Linked DNA regions of Homo sapiens: region 1 is linked to region 2. The links are chromatin loops, found by intact Hi-C in ENCODE. Cell type or tissue: PC-3. All regions are shown on one strand. Links, peaks and the distances in the headings refer to the core of each region. The heading gives the core; the rest is flanking DNA. Region 1 has its middle 820 kb from the start of BCKDHB. Region 2 has its middle 660 kb from the start of BCKDHB.

The links. A loop is a pair of places that touch in the nucleus more often than their neighbours do. Peaks named below come from ENCODE experiments on the same cell type or tissue, not always from the same donor. Only the 100,000 strongest peaks of a DNase experiment are listed, where the experiment ranks them.
Region 1: it touches region 2 in a loop (2.3-fold over the local background); 1 of 110 quality-filtered maps calls a loop at or near these places.

Annotation. Positions count from the first base shown.
Region 1 is chr6:80,921,072-80,931,431 of GRCh38, forward strand. No RefSeq gene overlaps it. Among named protein-coding and RNA genes, the nearest start is that of BCKDHB, 820 kb to the left of the region's middle. In PC-3, for the core only: no CTCF peak of the experiment used is centred there; no DNase peak of the experiment used is centred there.
Region 2 is chr6:80,762,531-80,772,890 of GRCh38, forward strand. No RefSeq gene overlaps it. Among named protein-coding and RNA genes, the nearest start is that of BCKDHB, 660 kb to the left of the region's middle. In PC-3, for the core only: no CTCF peak of the experiment used is centred there; a DNase peak (open chromatin) is centred at 5,481.

The sequences.
Region 1 (10,360 bases), core at 852-8,851, 160 kb after region 2:
ATGAGTAAAAATGACTGAAACTGTAATAGATTTTTGAAGATTATTTGTGAGGCTAGGTAGAAACCATTTTATGTTACAGAATGTTTCCATTGTTAATAAGACCAAAGTATCTCAGAACTAACAGAAGTGTAGTTTCTCTCCCTCTGCCTTAGTAGAAGATGTGAAAGTGCCATGACTATCTGACGTCGAGAGCAAAAGGCCACGAAAGGGCCAGTAGTGATGTTATCAATAAGGTATTCTGTGGAGATGGGGAAGGATTCAATATAATACTTCCTGAAACACTGAAGAACATCCTAAATTCATCTCTTTCTAAAATAAGGGTCCTTGTTCTGTGGCCATAAATGGGAGTGAATCTGTGGCAGGGTGTTAATATTATTTTTTAGGGTATGTTTTCCCACATGGGTTTTTGTTCTGATAATCTGTTCTTGTTCTGCTCTGGGAATCTATCATTATGAATAAATACTTAAAATCTTCCTTTTTCAGTTTCATTATTTACATCTGGACATTGGATCTCATTTACATTTGTTTATGTCAAAAGGACCTAAAATTCCTGAATTTGGAATATGATAATTTCAGCTTCAAATGTTATCAGAACCATAGAAAAGTTTCACCCCTTCAGAGATGAGGGCAAGTTAGAGAAAGGAGTGCACTGAAATGTCAACCCAGACTTTGGACTATGCGAGGATAGCCTGCTGCATGTGCTGTTTTCCAGGTTTGTCCCTCAATCTGAACCTGTGTTTTGAATTATTTTTCCCCTAGATGTGTTAGTTCTTTTTTCCAAGTTGAACCTATTTTATTTTCTTTGCTAGGGCTCATTTTATTATTCCAACATTTCCCATTTTAGTATCATCTGCAGAATTCATTAAGACCCTGTTTACTCCCTTGCTGAGGTCTCTGAGACAGAGCTGGACAGGGCTTGGGGTCAGACTGTGCATTCCCTCTCTTCCATGCAGCCCCCAAAACTGTCTCTGACCCATGTAAATGAGGATCTAATCTCCTCCAAGATTTCCCTATGGAATGTGACTTCTTAGGTTTTCTTATAGCATAAAACTCAAGTGGAAAATGGAAAAGATAATAACAACAATATGTTTCTCTTTGCTGCCTGAGAATAAAGCACTCAACAAACAATTATTAATTCAGCACGTGTCCAGACCTTGGCTAAGTAGCATGAGTGATATAAAGAAGGAAAAGCTTTAGTGCCCTCTCGAGGAAGTTATCATCTAGTTTAGAGGAGGAAGCATACACACACACACACACACACACACACACCCCTACTCCTGAAACAATGAAAGGACAAAGCACCATGCACAAATACACTGACTTGAGAGATGCAGAACAGAATTGCCCAAAGAGTGAAAAATAGCCACATGGATTATAAAGCTCAGGAAATATTTGGCAGAGGAGAGATTATCTCCCAAGCATTTATTTATAAATAATTTTTGTTCTGCTGCAGATATTTACTGGGCATATACTATATGGAAGAAATTCTCCTAGGAGAAAGGGAGTATATACAAATCTTATGCCATCACTAAGCTTTTAGCTGACAAGAAACAAAGAATATCACTATACAGTGTGATAGGAGCTAGCATGACTTTTCATTGCGGGTTGCTTTTCCAGATACTAAAAGTCCACAAAGTAAGACGTGATCTGCATGGGTTACTAGATTCACAATTAATTTATTGATTCGTTCATTCACTTACTTGTCCTAAGCATTTACTCTGTGCAATACATTAGGCTAGATGTTATGTAAACATGAAGAATTGGACTTGGACCCTGACTTCACAATTTTAGTCTCACATGGACAAATATACCTGAAAATGCATAGTGCAAAGTAGAAACTGATTGCCATATTTTTATCTGAAATGTGGCTTACATTTCAGTTAGCCACAGAAGCCTAAGAGAGCAATTCAAAAACATATTTGTTATATGGAAAGAAGGTTTTCATTAAAAGTGCTGGCAAGAAGTGAGACCATCTTGGGGACTTAGGAAGGAACCTGGCTTTACTCTGTGAGGAGGAGAATGCAAGTATTTGAAATGTCTGAATAGCATGATTAATATTCAGGAAAGTAAAACAGCAACAGTAACAGGAGTAACAGCTTATGCATTTGGGACTTACTCTAGGTCAAGCTCTTCAAATTGGAGAATCTCATTTAATCTTCCCAATAGTCCCACAAGATAGCTATTATTATTTTCCATATTTCACATAAAGTAATCTAAGCCTTAGAAATGAACAAGGTCTGACCCAATTAGGGCGGCTAAGTGTGAACTCAAACTCAGGCATCTCTAAGTCTAAATCAAAATGTAAGAAGTAGGAGTTGCCATGGGGATAAAGGGATTTTACTTTGAACAATAGCCCAAGGCAGTGTTTATTAACCTTAAGTGCACATTAAAAATACTCGGGAGCTTAAAAATATCTTTGTCATAATCTAACATGATGAGAATCTTGGGATGTGGGTCTCAGGCATCGGATTTTCTGGAGGCTCCCCAGGTGATCCTAGCAGCCAGCCAAAAACCAAATATCTTTAGGTCTTCTGCAGAGCAAAAGAGAAAAACAAATATTCTAAAAACAAACAATAATTTTATGTCTATTTATACAGATACTTCCTGACTTACAATAGGGTTACATCCCAGAAACTCATCATAAGTTGAAAATATCATAAGTTGAAAATGCACTTAATACATGTAACTTATCAAACATTATAGCTTAGCTTAGCCTAGCCTATTTTAAACATGCCCACAACACTTACATTAGCCTATAGTTGGGCAAAATGATCTAACACAAAGCCCATTTTATAATAAAGTGTTGAATATCTCATGTATGAGTATAGTAACACATATAGCTAGCCCTGGAAAAGTACAAAACTCAAAATTCTAAGTATGGTTTTCACTGAATATTTATTGCTGTTGCACCATCATAAAGTCAAACAATTGTAAGCCAAACCATCATAAATCAGGGACCATCTGTATAGTCTCTGTAGTTACACTTAGAATTCATACGCACATCTACAAGTAAATATTCTGAGAGCTGAAACCTACTCCAGAAATATCAAATTCCTTGTTGCAGGGGGTTGTCCTACAATAGGCAGATCCATATCGTTTAAACAGGTTATGACATTCAGCTAAGTGCTCCAAGAAGTCAAAAGGACTTTATCTTCCTTGTTCTAAGTCTGTATGGCATAAGTTTTTACAGCAGGACTCCAATGTTTATCTACAAATTATTGACAATACTTAATTATTGATTAAGTAGAAAGAATGGCTACTTTATTTTGAATCTGGAGAGGTTTGAAGGCACAAGATCAACTGAAAGGTCTGTAGGTGAGAGAGAAATCCTCTTTGTTAGCAATGTCACTTAAATACTGAACTCCCTACAATGGCCGTTTCATGCTTTACCAATTCCTTTCCTCAGCACGCACCTCAGAGGCGCACATTACATTAGATCAAGACAAAAAGTTCAAACACGTAAGAGCTCATGTGTGAGAAAAATGTCTGTTCTGAATACCATTAAGCATCCAAAGATAAAAGAATATTTTCCTTACATACACTGTCTTGGAATCTCAAAACAAATCCTGATCTTATCAGTTGACAGATAAAGTAGAGGAGTTATAGCCATACATATCCAGAAATATACTGGAAATAGGGAAGTAGATAGGAACCTTTCTACATTGGGATTAGCAAATTTTAAAGTTTCAACAACTCTTTTTCTTAAAATTTTGCTTGGTGTTTAAGAAATTGAAATCTTACACCTGGATGGAAGTGAGGGATAAGGGATAATAACTGATAAATATGTCAAATTTATCAAATTATGTAAAATACAAAATGTCTTAAAATCCAATGCCAGCCTTAAAATAATACTTTTCTTTTAAAATACAGTCTTGTTTTCATGGAAACTACACATTTTCATAAAACCTGAAAATAAATTTAATATTTTAAAAGATGTCAATTAATTCATTCCAGTGAATTACAGGTTTTTAGATCCCACGCCAAAGGTTTTGCTTGACAATTGAAACTGGTTTATGGAGTATTATTGTAGGCCAGCTAAATCTAATGACCTTTCCTCCCTCCAAGTTTCAAGCCACAGATTTCAGGAACAGAGACCAATGAAATGTGTATCTTACATTCCAGCCAGCAAAAGTAGCAAGGAGCTTTTCCTGTGGCTAGTAAAGAACATGTTTCTTAATACGAAAATGACGGTTTTAGCACGGTAACACATAAAGTCATTTCCTGGCTTGTGTTTTACATGTGGCTTTCTATTATTATCTGATACACTGAATTTGCATCCTTGATACTTCTGACCTTCACCCTCACCCATATTTTAAATCTTTTCTTAACCTTTCCTCCAATAATGGATTTAGCTCTTTGCTTCTCAATTCTGACCAAAGTGAATGTTGAAAGAAAATGGAAGATGTGGGTCATGGGAGAAAATCTAAAAGGAAATTTCCTCTAGGGAAATTGAAATATGTCACTCATACTTTATTTTTTCTCAGGGCTCTAATATTAATTTCTGTGCCACCAAGTTGTCAATTGTCATTACTTTTTGTTTACAAATTGTAGCATCCCAAAGTTGAACCACTCCTTTATTTCCTGCCACCCATCCTTTACACTTAAGCCTACCATTTCTCAACATATAATCTCCAGCATTGCTCTCCTATGAAGTAAAATGGTTCAGAAACGGAGTAAATGAGTGGACATTGGATGAAGTAGAGTTAATATATTGTATATATTCTCTCTTGCACTCTTTTACCAGCTTTTAGTTTGACTTCTGTCTTCTTAAACATCTTGGCTTTATTCCTCCAAAGAGATGACGAGTTTATATTTATTTACAGTTTATAAACGGGCACATAGCACTGAAGATAATTAGTAAGGGCCATCATAACCAACTGAAATCTTAATTTACACAGAAATGGCTGAACTTAGATTTTACTTCACATATATCCTTTAATTAATACATCATTTTACTTGATGCTATGGTAGTTACTGTGGGATGTAACAATAAATAGGAGCATGGTACACAAAGAGTTTACAGTGTTATGGCTAGAGTTGGGTAATAAAATTACAACTTAAATATTATGTAGAGAAACAGTGTGTTATAATGGAAAGAATCCTGAACTAGATCATGAAGGAAGTCAGAGATAATTCCAACATCACCATTTCCCACTAGGACCCTGTTATTGATTAAATTATGTTCATCAAAATTGATGGGTTGAAACCCTAACCCTAATATGACTGCATTTGGAGATAGAGGTTTTAAAAAGAGGTAATTAAGATTAAATGAGGTCATAAAGGTGGGGTCCTAATCCAATATGATGAGTGCCCTTATAAGAAGAGGAAGAGGCACCAGGAATGTGTGTGCACAGAAAAAAAGGCCATGTGTGGACACAAGAACATGGGCATCTTGCAAGCCAAAGAGAGAGGCCTCTGGAGAAACCAACCCTGCTGGCACTTTGATTTTGGACTTCCAACCTCCAGAACTGTGAGAAAATAAATTTCTTTTGTTTAATTCACTAATTCTGTGATATTTTGTTACCTCAACCCCAGAAAATCACAGGGCCTTTAAGAAAATCACTTAAAATTGTCAACCACAACCTTCTTCTGAAACATTCTTTCCTCATATACTCTGACAATTTTTTGTTTGCTTACTCGTGACCTCTTTTCTAGGCAATATTTCCTCTGCCATTCTCATAAGGTATTTGCCAGGGATCTGCCCCAGGTCTTCTCTGCTTTTTGATTTTCACATGTTTCTAGGGGATCTTGCACACTCCCATGGCTTCAGGAATGACCTAGTTGCTGATAGATCTGCCAGATTTTTCTTAAGGCCTAGAGTTGTGTATCTAATTTCTTACTTGACATCTGTATTTCAGTATTTCAGCTGCCTCAAACTCAAAATGTTCAAAACCAAAGTGATCACTTTTCCCAGGTGAATTTGTTTGGTATTTCCCATTTTGTTAGAACCACCACCATCCTCTCAATTATCCAAGAAACCACCTTGGTCATCACCTTGGACTCCCTTTTTCCCTCACTCTCAAAGTCAACCAGTAACAAAGTTTCATGAATTCTACTTTAAAACATAAGTGTGTGTATTGATCTTCATCCTCAGGATCATGAAGCTCATGAAAGCCACCATATCCATATGATGGACTGTAATAGACTCCCAAATGGATCTTCTTGGAACCAGTCTTACCTTCTCAAATTCATTCTTCAGGCCAGGTGCGGTGGCTCATGCCTGTAATCCTAGCACTTTGGGAGGCTGAGGCATGTGGATCACGAGGTCAGGAGTTCAAGACCAATCTGACCAATATGGTAAAACCCCATCTCTACTAAAAATACAAAAATCATCTGGGTGTGGTGGTGCATGCCTGTAGTCCCAGCTACTTGGGAGGCTGAGGCAGGAGGATCACTTGAACCTGGGAGGCAGAGGTTGCAGTGAGCTGAGATTGTGCCACTGCACTCCAGCCTGGACAACAGAGCGAGACTCCGTCTCAAAAAAAAGAAAAAAAAAAAATCATTCTTCACTGTGTAGAAAGAGTTATTCTTCTAAAATGCAAATGTCGTTCCGATACCCCCCTTAGGAGGACGAAAATCTTTGATGTCTTTTGCTTTCAGGATAAAGATCCAATTTCTTGCTATGCCTTAAAAAGCATTGTCCTTAGTCAACTATGTAGTCTTATGCCCACCCTCCCAATCACCCTTCCAACTCCTTTGACCTCCATGCACTGCATGTTCAGCACAATTTTATTCTTTCAGGTCCTAGTGCCTGTCAGTTCTTACTTACCTCTGGACTTTCTTATGGGCTTTTTCCTTTATCTGGAATACTCTTTCCCCTTTATCTTGGATAATTCTTCCTCAAATATTAAGTCCAAATGAGACCACATTTTCTTCATTAACTGCCCCTTGCGGTAGATCTTGCCATGCTAGACAAGGGCCACTGCTATGTACACCAGCAATATTCTGGACATGCCTTACAATAGCATTTAATAGCTTTTTCTTGTATTTTTATCAGTTGCTTTCAGTAGCAGCTCACCATAATGTTGTTAGGGCCTCGCATCCTACATTTCTGGATGACTATTAAATATTTACTAAATGAATAAATAAATGAAATTCACTGAATCTGTAAGCAAGAAATACCAATGATGGTTCACTTTGTCCCAGCACAATTCCCATATGAAGACAAATGATATAAAACATTAAAAAAATTAAGAAAAAATTATCATGAAAAAATAGGGTAATAGTAAATAAATTTGGCCTTCAGCTAAACAGAGAGAGAAAATTCTATTTAACACAAACTGCATTTAATAGTGAAATAATTCCCAATTATCCTACATTTTAAAGCTTGTACTATCACACCTGAGGAAATTCTATTTATTTCTGAATTGGCATATAAACCTGTGCATAAATAATCTATTACATTTCTGTTTATTACATGATATTCACAGTGATATATTAAAATGTGATGATTTTAAATATATTGGTTATTTGGGAATTTTGACCCACAAATCTATAGCTATGCTGAGAAAGCCCTAAAGTAGAATTTTGCTTTATTTCAAAAAGTTTATTTTTCATGCTTCAATGATTTTCTTGCAAAATTCATTTAGTATTCATTGATTCTTGCATTTCTGAAAATCTTTCCAGAAGCATGATTTCCAGATTCTACTCTAACATTATCCTTTACAAATTTTACTAGATACTTTAATAATATTTGGATATTTCTGTATTTTTGACCTTTTCTCCACATGGGCTTGCATTATTTAATAAAATAATGAATTTTATTTGGAAAAGGTCTTAGAGGTTATCTTACAGAAATCCCATCTCCAGTTAGATGGTTTTCCAGCCTTAGCTTAAGCACTTCCGGGGATTTGGCACTCTTTTCTAAGGGAATTCTTTTCAGAGTTTAAAAGATTTTCTTTTATTAGTCTAAATTATGCCGCTATATTACAGACATCTACTTGCTGGTTCTAGCATTTTCCTCTGTAGCAAAACTGGTTGTCCATAAGGTAACACTTCCAATTTTTAAAATTAATTCAAGCAGTTTTGCATTAAAATAATGGATTTGAGGTGTTTGTTACTATAATTATTCTAATCTATGTCATTGTTTTCTAAATGTTCAATTCATATAATCAACTAATATACCTCATTTAATTTTTTTAAATTATAAGCCTTTGTCAGGAACCTCATTTGAATTTAAATTTCTTACCTGTATTTCCTCATATGCATGACCTTTTAATGTCAATATAATGTTGTTTTATGTGGATATCTCTTGTTCATTGTGTTCTGCATTCTAGGCTAAAAGTACTCAATTTTCAAATGAGTCTCATTACTTAGCTTTTGGTTTCTGCCATGTCCTAGCTGTTGTTCTCAGGATACTCTCTTGTTTGCCATTGTCTCTTCCAAAATGAACCTTCTAAAACCGGAGACAATGTTGTAAAGCTGGAATGACAATAACCAAACACACTTCTGAAACTGTCCTGAATTTGATATTATACATACAGTGAAAAAGTCATAGGCTTAGACAACTCTGTGTCTTCCTCTACATGTCTTAGCCATTGAGTGATATTTCTGGGACCAAAACCTGTAACACCATGTTTTAGCTAAGAGTCCATCTTTTATGACAAATAAGTTAGGTTCTCATTCCAAAGACAGCTTCAAATATACTGTTAGTTCCTCTATTTTGTAAGTAGTCTTCTAACTCCATGTGAAAAATTGTCAGTTACATTCAAACTTCTATTTTTGGCTTACCTAGCTGAGATAATTTTGAATCATAATTCTGTTGTTCGAATTCATACATATAGCTTTCCATCTGATTAAAATGTGAAATAAAATCAAGTCTGTTTTGGCTAAAATTATCCTGATTCACAAGACACTATTGATAATAAATGGGATGCAAAATTTTAGAACCTGCCAAACATTCACCCAAAAACTCTAAAATTCTACAAAGGTATTATTATAATTAACTGTTAAAGTGCCTTGCTTGAAAGTTATTTTCCTTAATAACAGACTACTCTCTTTTTGTCTTTTCTTAACATTATAGACTCTTCCCCTTCATTGTTCATCTTCTTGCTTAAGAAATGTCTACAAATACTTTTATATTGCTCCTATTACTCTTCACAAGTCTCAATTTGTTCTGAGCTTTATTCTATGGATGCCATTCTTAGAGGTACATGGTACTCTTTTGTGTCCATTTCTCCTTAGATAATTTTTAATCCATCTGTGGCACCTATTTGTCAAAAAGATCACTTTTGATCAATCTGATATAATTTTATTGCCTATATTTACTTATATTATTGGCAAAGCAAACACTAAGTTTCCAGATCAAGGACAGAGTGTTATCACTTATAGCAATAGCTACATTAGTTCTTGATGTCTCATACTTACCTCTTTGGGGTGATGCAGTGAGGGCCAGCTGAGCCATGTATGTGCAAAGAATTTTTTGCACTGCAGGAGAGAAAGCTCCAACTATGAATGTGGGAGTTAAATATAATCTACACAGTGCCCCCTGTCTTCCTGAGAAAAGGAGAGAAATCTTTGCTCCCTAATGTTTTAAGTCCTTTTGGAATGTAAAGGGATTTCATCCTTTGAAATGTAAACACCAAGAAGATAAAATATTTAAATCTTTTTCATGATCTTTCACTATTTGTTCAGTCATCTTTTAACTGCTAAGATTTATCCTTCAATCCAAATTCTAGCTTTCTTTTATCTTAAAGCTCTAACCATGTAGAAATATGAAAATATTCACTCTCCTACACTATCCATAATCCTCTAATCCTTACATATGGAAGCGCCAACTAAGAAAAATATACCTATATATTTAATAAGAAGAAATAATAACAAAAAGGTAAATCTCTAACAAAAAGGTAAATAATAACAGAAAGGTAAATCTCTATAGGGGAAAGAGTAAAAAATGTTTAAGATTATATTATTTGCTCTAATGATAAACTTGCTTCTAAGGGTGGGTTTAAGAAACCTTAATTTTTAGATGCCATTTTCTCATGCTTCACTGAAAGACTGATTAATGCACATTGGGCATAATTAATTACTGGAAGAGATGGTGAAATCCTTCGCTGCTTCTCTTCTACACTTCCCTTAGCATCTTATCAAAACTACTATGATTGTCTTATATTTATACTCACATCTATCACCATTCTGTCTACAGCAAACAGATATATTTTTTTAACTCTCGTGATCTCTAAAATATTTAACAATTTTTTGGTACACTTATTTTATTTAATATTTTTTGAGACAGAGTCTAGCTTTGTCACCCAGGCTGGAGTGCAGTGGCATGAACACAGCTCACTGCAGCTTTGACATCCCAGGCCCAGGTGATTCTCCTGCCTCATTCCCCCAGGTAGTTGTAGGGACTACAGGCATG
Region 2 (10,360 bases), core at 1,236-9,235:
TGTATTGAAGAAAGAAGAAAAAAAAACTAAAAGAAAATCTTGAAAACAGGAAACCTCATCTGTGTCAAATGTTGAAGCTTTTGGAAATGGGAAATAAATATTTCTAAAATTCTGGAGACCATTGTCTGCAGTCTCCAATAGCTTCTTTTTTTAATTAAAAGATAAGATAAACAAAACAGTAAGCTAAAAAATATAAAAGTACTAAGGCAGTGCATTAGAGTAAAACTAAACAAGCTTTAAATAATTGGAACCTTGAATTTGTTGCACATTACCCAGTATATAAAGTGATTGAAATAAATCATTCAGCAAAAAGCATGTCCTTCATTTTAAATTAATCCAAATCACGATTAGCATTAGTTATTATGAATGCTGAATAAGAGATGAAATATTGTAGAGTTACATTTTTTATTGTCAATTTTCTCTATTAAGCAGAATAAACCAGAAACATCATCTATGAGTGTACCTTTGTCAAATATTTACAATTTTAACAAATGCATGTAGTTTTCCTTACATTTCTGTCAGAGAAATCATGTTCACTTCACTGGGAAATTTGCCTTTTTCCAATTCAAAGCTCTAGGCATGACAGCTTAGCAAGATTATCCTATAATTACAGAAATTACTGACAACACCCCATTGTGCCAAAATCTGTTGTCTATGTTCAGATTCTAAATTTCAGAAGTGCAGCCATTTATTCAACGCTGCAGCTGTTTAAACCATGAAGCAACCATTTAAACCTTGAAGCAGATCATTTTGATCATTTTGACATTATCTAGAGTTCTTCCCAACTGCACCCAACTGGTATGTCTTTATATGTTCCTCCATCATCTGCTTTTTGGATCATTGTCTTTAGCAACCTGTAAACGATACCTTATTACTTCACAATAAGTGGATTTGCCTATACTCCATATTGGGGTGGTTAGGCCAGGTAGACATGCTCTAATGAAAATCTCAAATCAGTAGGAGCCAATGAAATCACAGTATAAGGAGAGTTGAATAATTGAGTAACTGCAAAAAAGTCAAAAATGATTGTTTTTACTGAAATAGTCAAGTTTAACTGTTTGTTTGACTTTATCATAATAGGATCATTGCAAGAGTAATTATGGCTTCGGATAATCCTTTGATGTATAATTTAGAAATTCAGATATTTGAATTTTTGTTTTAAAATTTTAGTCTTTTCATATTGTATTATGTAACTATATTAATTTAATTCCAGATTAAATTAAGGTGAATAATTTTATTTTTATTTGAACACACCCAGAAAGTATATTTTTAGTGTGAAATGTCAAAGTTTTTTTTTTTTCCTATTTCCTGCTTGAAAATAGTTTGCAGGTTTGGTTGACATTTGATATAAAGTAATTTCTATAGTTTGAGGCACAAGTGAACTTCAATTTTAACTTGTAATGATTATACATGTTTATGAAAAATGATGTGAAATGTAGAACTGCAATCATTGTCTGCATTTTCCAGTCTTTGGCAGGCATAAATGCCTTTTTATTTAGAGGATTTTCCATGCCTTTGGGTCACTTAGATTCCAAATAATGTAAACTGGTATATTTTTATTTGGTTACATCAGTAGCCCAAAGGCAGTGACTATGAGACTATGAGCTTTATTCAAAATATCATATTTTGCATGAGCTTTGCCTACAGATTCTTGGAACAAAATGGTAACATATCATGAATAGAGGAATAAACCATTCTGGAAGAATGGTCTGGCTTAGGGCTGACACACTCAAGGAAGAATGGGAAAAGGGCAAAGTTACGGTATTTAAGATCACAATGCAATCTCAGGCTGATCAGTGGTAGTTAAATTGTTAAAAGGCACAATCCAGTTTGTGGGTGCTTAGCAGCAAATGAAGTACTTCTAATTAGGCTGGTAGTTCTGTCTTGGATTCAAAAGGAGCTCAAGAAGTTTGAAATAAAACCTCAGTCATTAGCCAAAAAGGACTGGGACAGGACCCATCTCCTAAAAGAGAAGATGTTTGCAAGTTTTAAGGATTCTAGCCAAACTGGTTGCAGTTTAAGGGGTTGGTATCAGAGGTCTACTGGAACACAAACTAGAAAGTGAGGCAAAGCTCAAATATATAGAACTGCAGAAAAAAATACTGGGTTTTAGAAAGACAGCTATGGAGAATCCAGCTAACTTTAGATCCCTCTTGTTACCCAGGAGAAAATCTGTCAATGTGATTCTCATGGGTTTGGTGGTAGAAGGGCCTGGAGCCTCCAATTGAGAGTCTTCAGTTACTAGTGATGAATAAGCAGAAAAGGAATCACATGAGGACTCTAGAATAAATATTTTCAACTCAGTCAACCAACTGGTTTTACAAATTTTCTTTGCATTAGTTTGATTAATTGGCTGAATTAATCCTTTAGAATAGTTTGAGGACAGTCTGAAGTACATGATATTTTCTTCTTCAACATGATCTTGAATGCTAAACCTTTTTTCATTTAAAGTTTTACTATGTAGTAGAGTCTGCTTGATGTTAAGCAGATTTTTAAATATTTGGGTATGCCAAAACTAATTATTCAATTTAGTGAAAATATTGTAAAACATTCAGTTTTGTGAAGAAAAATTTTTGGAACGAGGTTGGTGCAAAATAATTGCAGTTTTTGAGTTATTGAAATTTGCTGTTTGATATTGGAATATATTCTTAAATAAATGTGGTTATGTTATACACCATTTTAATGCACATTTCTTGCTGTCTGTTTTTTTCGCTAATGACTTACTACTTGCAGTTTAATTTATTTTAGACTATGGAAGTGATGTTAGACAAAAAGCAAATTTGAGCAATTTTCTTATCTGAGTTCAAAATGGGTTGTAAAGCAGCAGAGACAACTCACAACATCAACAATGCATTTGGTCCAGGAACTGCTAATGAATGTACAGAGCAGCGGTGGTTCAAGAAGTTTTGCAAATGAGATGAAAGACTTGAAGATGAGGAGCATAGTAGCCAGCCATCAGAAATTGACAACAACCGATTGAGAAAAATCATCAAAGCTGATCCTGTTACAACTACCTGATAAATTGCCAAATAACTCAAAATCAACTATTCTACCATCTTTCGGCATTTGAAGCTAACTGGAAGGGTGAAAAAGCTCTATAAGTGGGTGTCTCATGAGCTGGGGAAAAATCGTCTTTTCAAAGGGTCGTCTTTTCATTTTATGCAACAACAATGAACAATTTCTCAATCAGATTGTGATGTGTAATGAAAAGTGGATTTTATATGACAACTGGCAGTGATTGGCTCAGACACTGGATTCAGAAGAAGCTCCAAAGCACTTCCCAAAGCCAAACTTGCACCCAAAAAAGATCATGGTCATTGATTGGTGGTTTGCTGCTGGTCTGATACACTACAGCTTTCTGAATCCAGGTGAAACCATTACATCTGAGAAGTACACTCAGCAAATCGATGAGATGCACCAAAAACTGCAATGTCTGCAGCCGGCATTGATCAGCAGAAAGGGCCCAGTTCTTCTCCAGGACAATGCCCAACCACATGTTGCACGACCAATGCTTCAAAAGTTGAATGAATCTGGCTGAGAAGTTTTGCCTCATCTGCCACATTCACCTGACCTCTAGCCAACTGACTACCACTTCTTCAGGCATCTCCACAGCATTTTGCAGGGAAAACGCTTCCACAACTAGCAGGATACAGAAAATGCTTTCTAAGAGTTTGTTAAATCCTGAAGCACAGATTTTTATGCTACAGGAATAAACATTTCTTATTGGCAAAAATTGTTGATTTTAATGGTTCCTATTTTGATTAATAAAGATGTGTTTGAGCCTAGCTATAATAATTTAAAATTCACGGTCTGAAACCACAATTACTTTTGCACCAACCTAAAAGTATAAAATACATTGAGGAAAGTGGCACTTCATCAGTATATAGCTAATGAATGTTCACAAACTGAACATGCCCTGATCAAGAAACAGAATATTACAGCTTCCCAAAAGGCAACTTCTAGTTACTAACTCCAAAGGACTAACTACTCTCCTGATAATAAATAAGATCTGTGTGCTTTGAACTTTATATGAAGTGAATCATATAGATATTCTTTTGTGTCTGGTTTTTTTTTTTGCTTAATATTATGCTTGAGAGATTCCACAATGTTGCCTTAGTCATAGATCATTTATTACTAATTGTATACAGTGTTCTATTACATAACCATATTAAAATTTTTCACCCCAACTGTTAGTAAGAATTTAGGTAGTTTTCTGCATGGATGCTATTATTTGTATTGCTGCTCTAAATATTCTAGTACATCTTTTGGTAAACCCATATACAGATTTCTGTGGATACTTTAAGTGGACTGCAGGGTCATGTATCAGTAAAACTTTTTAATGTGTCATCTGAAGTTTGGAATTTTTATCAGTTAGCCAATCCCAAAGATTTCCTATTATCACAGATATGTCACAGGTCTATTTTGTCCTTGCTGTGCATTATTTCCTTTGGCTTACTTTTTGCCAAAGTTTGTATGCATAGCGGTTTAATTATGTGCCTCCTTTCTTTGATATGTGTATATCTATCTGTCTATTTATCTATCTATCTAGATATGTAATTCCCTTGATATTAGGCTTGAAGTATAACTACTGGAATTTTAGTAAACAGATAAAGAACACAACAGTCTATTTTGTAGTTTTTAAAACTTATGCATTGGTCTGCTTAGTTTTTAGGCTTTTGCCAACAAATAATAGAGAAGAAATATTTATGTAACCTAATGTAAAATGGTTCACCATTTTAAAAGTTGACCATGTTAAAAGATGACATTTCCAAACAAGTAGATAAATGGGTATTAATTCACATAAAACATCATTTTGTTTATAAGAGGATCAAGCTCAAACTTTTAATTTTTGAGTTCCCCAGTGAACTTAAAATATAATTCTCATTTTATATAGGAGACTGGAAAGAATATTTATTGAAAACCTACTGTCCTCCAGACACTGTGCCAGCTACTTTCAAATAAATTTTCTTATTCAGTCCTCATAAAGTACACTGAAATTCTACTTACTGTCCCATTTTTCAGATGTGAGAACCTTAGCTTTGTTAAGTAACTTGCTGAAGGCTATGCAGCAATTAATGAAGTGGATATTGAATCCAAACTGGACCTGTGGGAATACAAAGCCTATGCTCTTTTTCACATAATGTTTTATATCTAGCTTTCTAAGATTCTGTTTATTATATAACATAATGGAGTAGATGGATGAATGCCTATCTATAGAAAAATGTTTTTATAAATAAAATTGTGTCCCTAAATGAGTAGCATGATTAAAATATTTGACTGAGGACATGAAAACAGAATTTGATGATTTAATTACATATTTTATTATTTCAGTAGAACATAGGGAGGTTGTATTTTAAGTGTCCAACATTTTGGAGCTGAAAAACTTTTTGCCTTAGTGTCTGCCCCACTCTTGACCATTTCACATTCCATTCCTGTGACCGACTAATGTGCATGACTATGACGAACACTTGGCAGCCTCACTGGGAGGGGCCTGTCAGTGTGAGGATTCAACTTGTCATTAAACTGGGGCCTGGAGCCAAGGACTGAGTGCATTCTGAAGACACTGCTCCAAGCTTCACCACCCTATTGGCCAAGGAACAAGTGGAAATTGTACTTGTGAATTTATCATAAATTATTTTTTTTAAATGGAGCATTTTAAATGAGACAAAGAAAATGCATTCCCTCTGTAATGGAATCCCACCCTATTGCAATCTGAATTTGACTTGATAAATAATGGGACAGGCTACTGAAGGAGATTACAAATTGTGTCTCTCATGGGGTTCTTAAGGAGAGAATAACCATCCATCCAGGATGAGTCCAAGGTGTCTATGAATCTGAGAAGCCCAGGGTGTTGAAAAGAGCATTTTGCTAAAAGTAAGGAGAAGTAGTCTTTGGTTCTCAGCTTTCCAGTAACCCTTATTGTGACCTTAAGCAAGTTGATTGAATTCTGAGTCCTCATTTCACAATGTTGTGATACTGCCATAGAGTGGAGCCCTTATCGTCTTCCAGCCCTATATATAAAAAATCAACTCTCCCTAAATTAGGATGAGAAGGTTGGACTAAAATGCATTCTGTAGCAAATTAGCTACATGGGCGATAAATAACAACTCTGTTACGGAAGTGTTTTGTCATATACTGGGGGAAAGTGAGCTGAACAAAATTTAGCATTTTTTTAAAAAAACAGTTAAGAGTTCTAGAAGCCTTGAACGTGTAAGAGATCCGTGTGTTTTTCAGGAGTGAAGAGGTATTCACTGTTTCTCAAACACACTTAACTGTGAACCCTGTTTTCTGCAACATATAATAGATCTGTTATTCTATGAAACAGCTTAATAGTCACAAATTTGAGCTATTAAACGTCCGACCTTGAAAATTCAGTGTGCCTGTTTTTATAAATATGTTTCTTTTCATACCTATCAAGGGAAACATGACAATTTATTTATTCATTGATTAGCACCTATTATGAACAGTGCTGAGTGTGGAGGATACATCAGTGAATATACTACAATAAAACAGGATTCCTGCCCACATGAAACTTATGTTTTAGGACAGGGAGATAGATAATAAGCAATTAAGTAATAACATATAAGTATGTGCTATGGGGAGAAATAAAGATAGAATTCTGTGTTGATCTTAGTGATTCATTTATAAACAATAGAATTCAGTAGAAGTGAAACTGCTTGATTTCTGAAGCTAGGTCAGGAAAGGCCATGCTACTCTGGCTGCTTTGCTTGGAATGGCCATTCTCAAGAGATTTACAACATACTGTGAACTAAGAGACTCATGCTGGCTGCTGTACATATCATCTCTGTTCAGAAATCTCTATTCAAGACCTCAGATTTTTCAGACAGCATGAAATTGGAGCAAGAGTTATTTGATTACTTCACATGGCTAAAAAAATTAAGCTGTGGTAAACGAGTCATTCCCATAAGAGGCATAAACCTCTCAGTATAAGAAGTTGAGTTTAATTGACTGGTTACCTCTATGCAGTGCTAGATAAGCATGGTTCATTTTGTTTTACTGACTATATTTCTTTCTGTTCTATGTTTATTTCCAAATTTTGAGATAAATAGTTCTTTTAAAAATCCCAAATGCCATTAATTTTGTTACCATAAAATATTTCTTTACACCTGAAAGCCATCCTGTTTCTTTAAGGTGAATTTTAATATAGCTTATCTTATACCATTACTTCAATATTCAGATTCCTAATATTCTAGAAACCAATGATCTCTACCCTCATTACTGAAAAGGATGGAACATTTGTACTTACATGGGATATTAAGAGGGTATATTTTCTAAAAGTACCATGACATCAGTAAGTAGGACACAGTTCCAAATAAATCTATAAAATGGTACATTTATTTTTAATTTATTTTCTTTAAAATTGACATGAGAAGCAGAGGCAATTCACAGAATATAAATGTGACTTGTGATAACATTGGTCTTTATAATATAACTAAGTCTTTGTTTGAATGAATATTTTAAAAGTTACTCTTAATAGCTTTGATGACAATTTATAGCATCCGTACCTCCTTTACTACTAGTCCCTATAATCAATCCAATCAACTTTTAAAAACTTAAAAACTTAAAATCTTCTTTCTCTAGGAATGTAATTTTCTGTGCCACTAAAATGCAAATCACTACACCTGTGCAATTATGCCATGGGTAGGGAGAGTTCTTTAGCCCCTCGATTCTAACGATGCATAGTTGTCACAGTCATTAGTAAGATAGTATAAGGTCTCTGCAAGACTTCAGAATCAATCAACCTGCAATTATGGCTGTATGTCTATTTATTTGTAAGCAGAGTCTTCATGTCTGATTATCATAAATGAGCTATTTTTTTGGCTGACATATGAGGAAGAAAGAATAAATGATATGACATTTAAAGAGGAAATTTATGCAGCCTATGCAGTTTTACACAATTATAAAATCTTTAAGGCGACAAACCTAGCAGATTATCCTGTCCATCACTCCAATTATGTAGGATTATTCTATATACAGTGTGTGTGATTTTATAGTAATTATCCTCTCGTTGCTTCATTTCGGGGGCTCATTCCATGAAATAAGAAAATTTTTGATTAGGACAAAACATACTTAGCTTTTTAGTATGAAATATATTGTTCTTAAAAATGTGATATTTTGAATACAGGGAAATTGGCATAATTGCACAAAATGCAGGTGGCCCTTAGGAAATACATAAAAATAGATTTTTAAAATTCAATTTTCATCAAACTTTCCTTTGTTGCTTTGGTATTCAGTGAGGTTGGAATGATTGTAAGTCAACCTGCCTGTACACTGTGCTTTATTCAGACACAGATTTTCCAAAGTTCATTGATTTCATGTTGGATCAGACTCAGATAGTTAACTTGTATCTGGGTCCACAAAGTTGCAGTCTTTTCCAGGGAAGATTCACTATTTGGCATGTTTATTCAGATTGGCTTGAAAAGAATAAAAATAAAATTATGGCCATAAAAACAAGTAAATATTTGAGCTGGAGAAGCATTGTGGACATGAGATGCAGAAGGGGAAGAAGCACAGTGTTCTAAAAGATGGTTATCGAGGTCAGAATAACTATCAATAACTATCACTGGGGTCAAAAGAGGTTAAAGAAGGAGGTTTGGATGGAGATTCTAACCATTAAAATGGCATAAATGGCACAGCATAAATAGTTTTATGCTGTGCTGCCTGTGGATGGGATATAGTTGATCAACCCAGAGAAACGTACAAGATCAGATACCCTTAAGTCAAAGCTGAAAAATACCTTAATTGCTAACACATTTTATTGTGAAAATTAGCCCAGGTATTTATAATATTATTTTATACTACAGGAATACCTAAACATGGCTTCTAATAAGTAGTGACAAATGTAGAAACATTTTGTTGGTCAATTTTTAGTTCAATTTCTTCCTAAGCTGAACTGCTGTGCACATTTTTCCCTCTTTCCAATGGTGTTTCTGATGTAGCCTGCTCTTTATTTCATGACTACTGTATTATTTTCTTCCTTTACTTATTCATTTCCAGTGCATACTGGAAATGTGTATTGAGAATATATAATATACTACGTACTGAGAGCACACAATATACTTCCAGAACATTTGAATCAGTCACTGGGAAAGTAATGGATGAAGTGAAATGCTTTCTGTCCCTCTAGAGTTTAAAATTCTAGTAATAAAGACAGGCATTAATCATGAGGCTGACATGACAAAACGTGACTTTCAGTTGTTCTGGGAGAAGACACATTAGTGCTTGTTGTAGTATATTATTAATACATTAATAATATTAAGTTAACATTTATGAAGAGCCTATTCTGTGCTGGGTACTGTGTTAAAGGCTTTACATGCAAGAAGAAGCTTAATCTTCACTACTTCTCATGATACTATTAGATAGGTAGAGTAGTTATGTTCATTTCTAGATGAAGGAATTGAAACAAAGAGATGAAATAACTTTTCAGGTATGCATAACTTGTAACATTCAAAGGCAGAATTTGAATTTACAATAGGTAGAATAACATTTCTCCCTTCTGTCTACCCATTCTCCCTGGCTTTTTCCCGCTGTCAAAGGACAAACTAATCAGAATGAGTGCATGGTTTATTCTGAGGCTGGTTAGTACCTTGGATAGCTCCCAGGGCAGTTTTCAGATGAAGCCCAATGCCTCATTGGGTCTTTTATTTCCAGAGCATCCCAGGTATCTGGTAGAATTTGCCTCCCCCTTGCTCTCCTTGCAGTGGGTCTCTGAACATTAAAGAGGCTCTGCCAGTTACATTTAGTAACTCATTCATCAACACTTATTATCTGGAAAACGTTATAGTGGAAGGGTGAAGGGAGTACATATGGAAGCCTATAGGCCAATATAGGGTCTGAGATGAGGGCGCTTTCTTTTCATTCTCCTCTAATACCTCTCTCCCCCCTAACACAAACATCATCTGTTAGAAGAGAAAGACAGGCCTTTTTAGCTAGTAAGGTATTCTACAGGGATTTAATGACCCCAGGAGCTCTTGCAGACTTGTAATAACACATTTTGAACAGTTAATCAAGAGTTTAACCAACAAGGATTAAGGGTAGAAATTTAAAGTAATTTCACAACATGGGGTATAATTGGTTTCTTTTGTGCTTTGCTCTCTTGTTCAGCCAAATATATCTTACATTTGCTCTAAAATAAAATTACTTTTCCTCAAAGAAATGTGGTTAATAACTACGGTAACCCCTTCCCCCAAATAAACATAACATATTCTAACCTTCTGATTATTTTTGATAGAAAAGAAGATTACTTTTTTCATTGCCTGGGGAAAAAATGCTGCCACTTTTTTTTTTTCATGTGCACAGAGTTCTGCCTCAAAGTTATTTCTTGTTTAGTTTTCTGTAT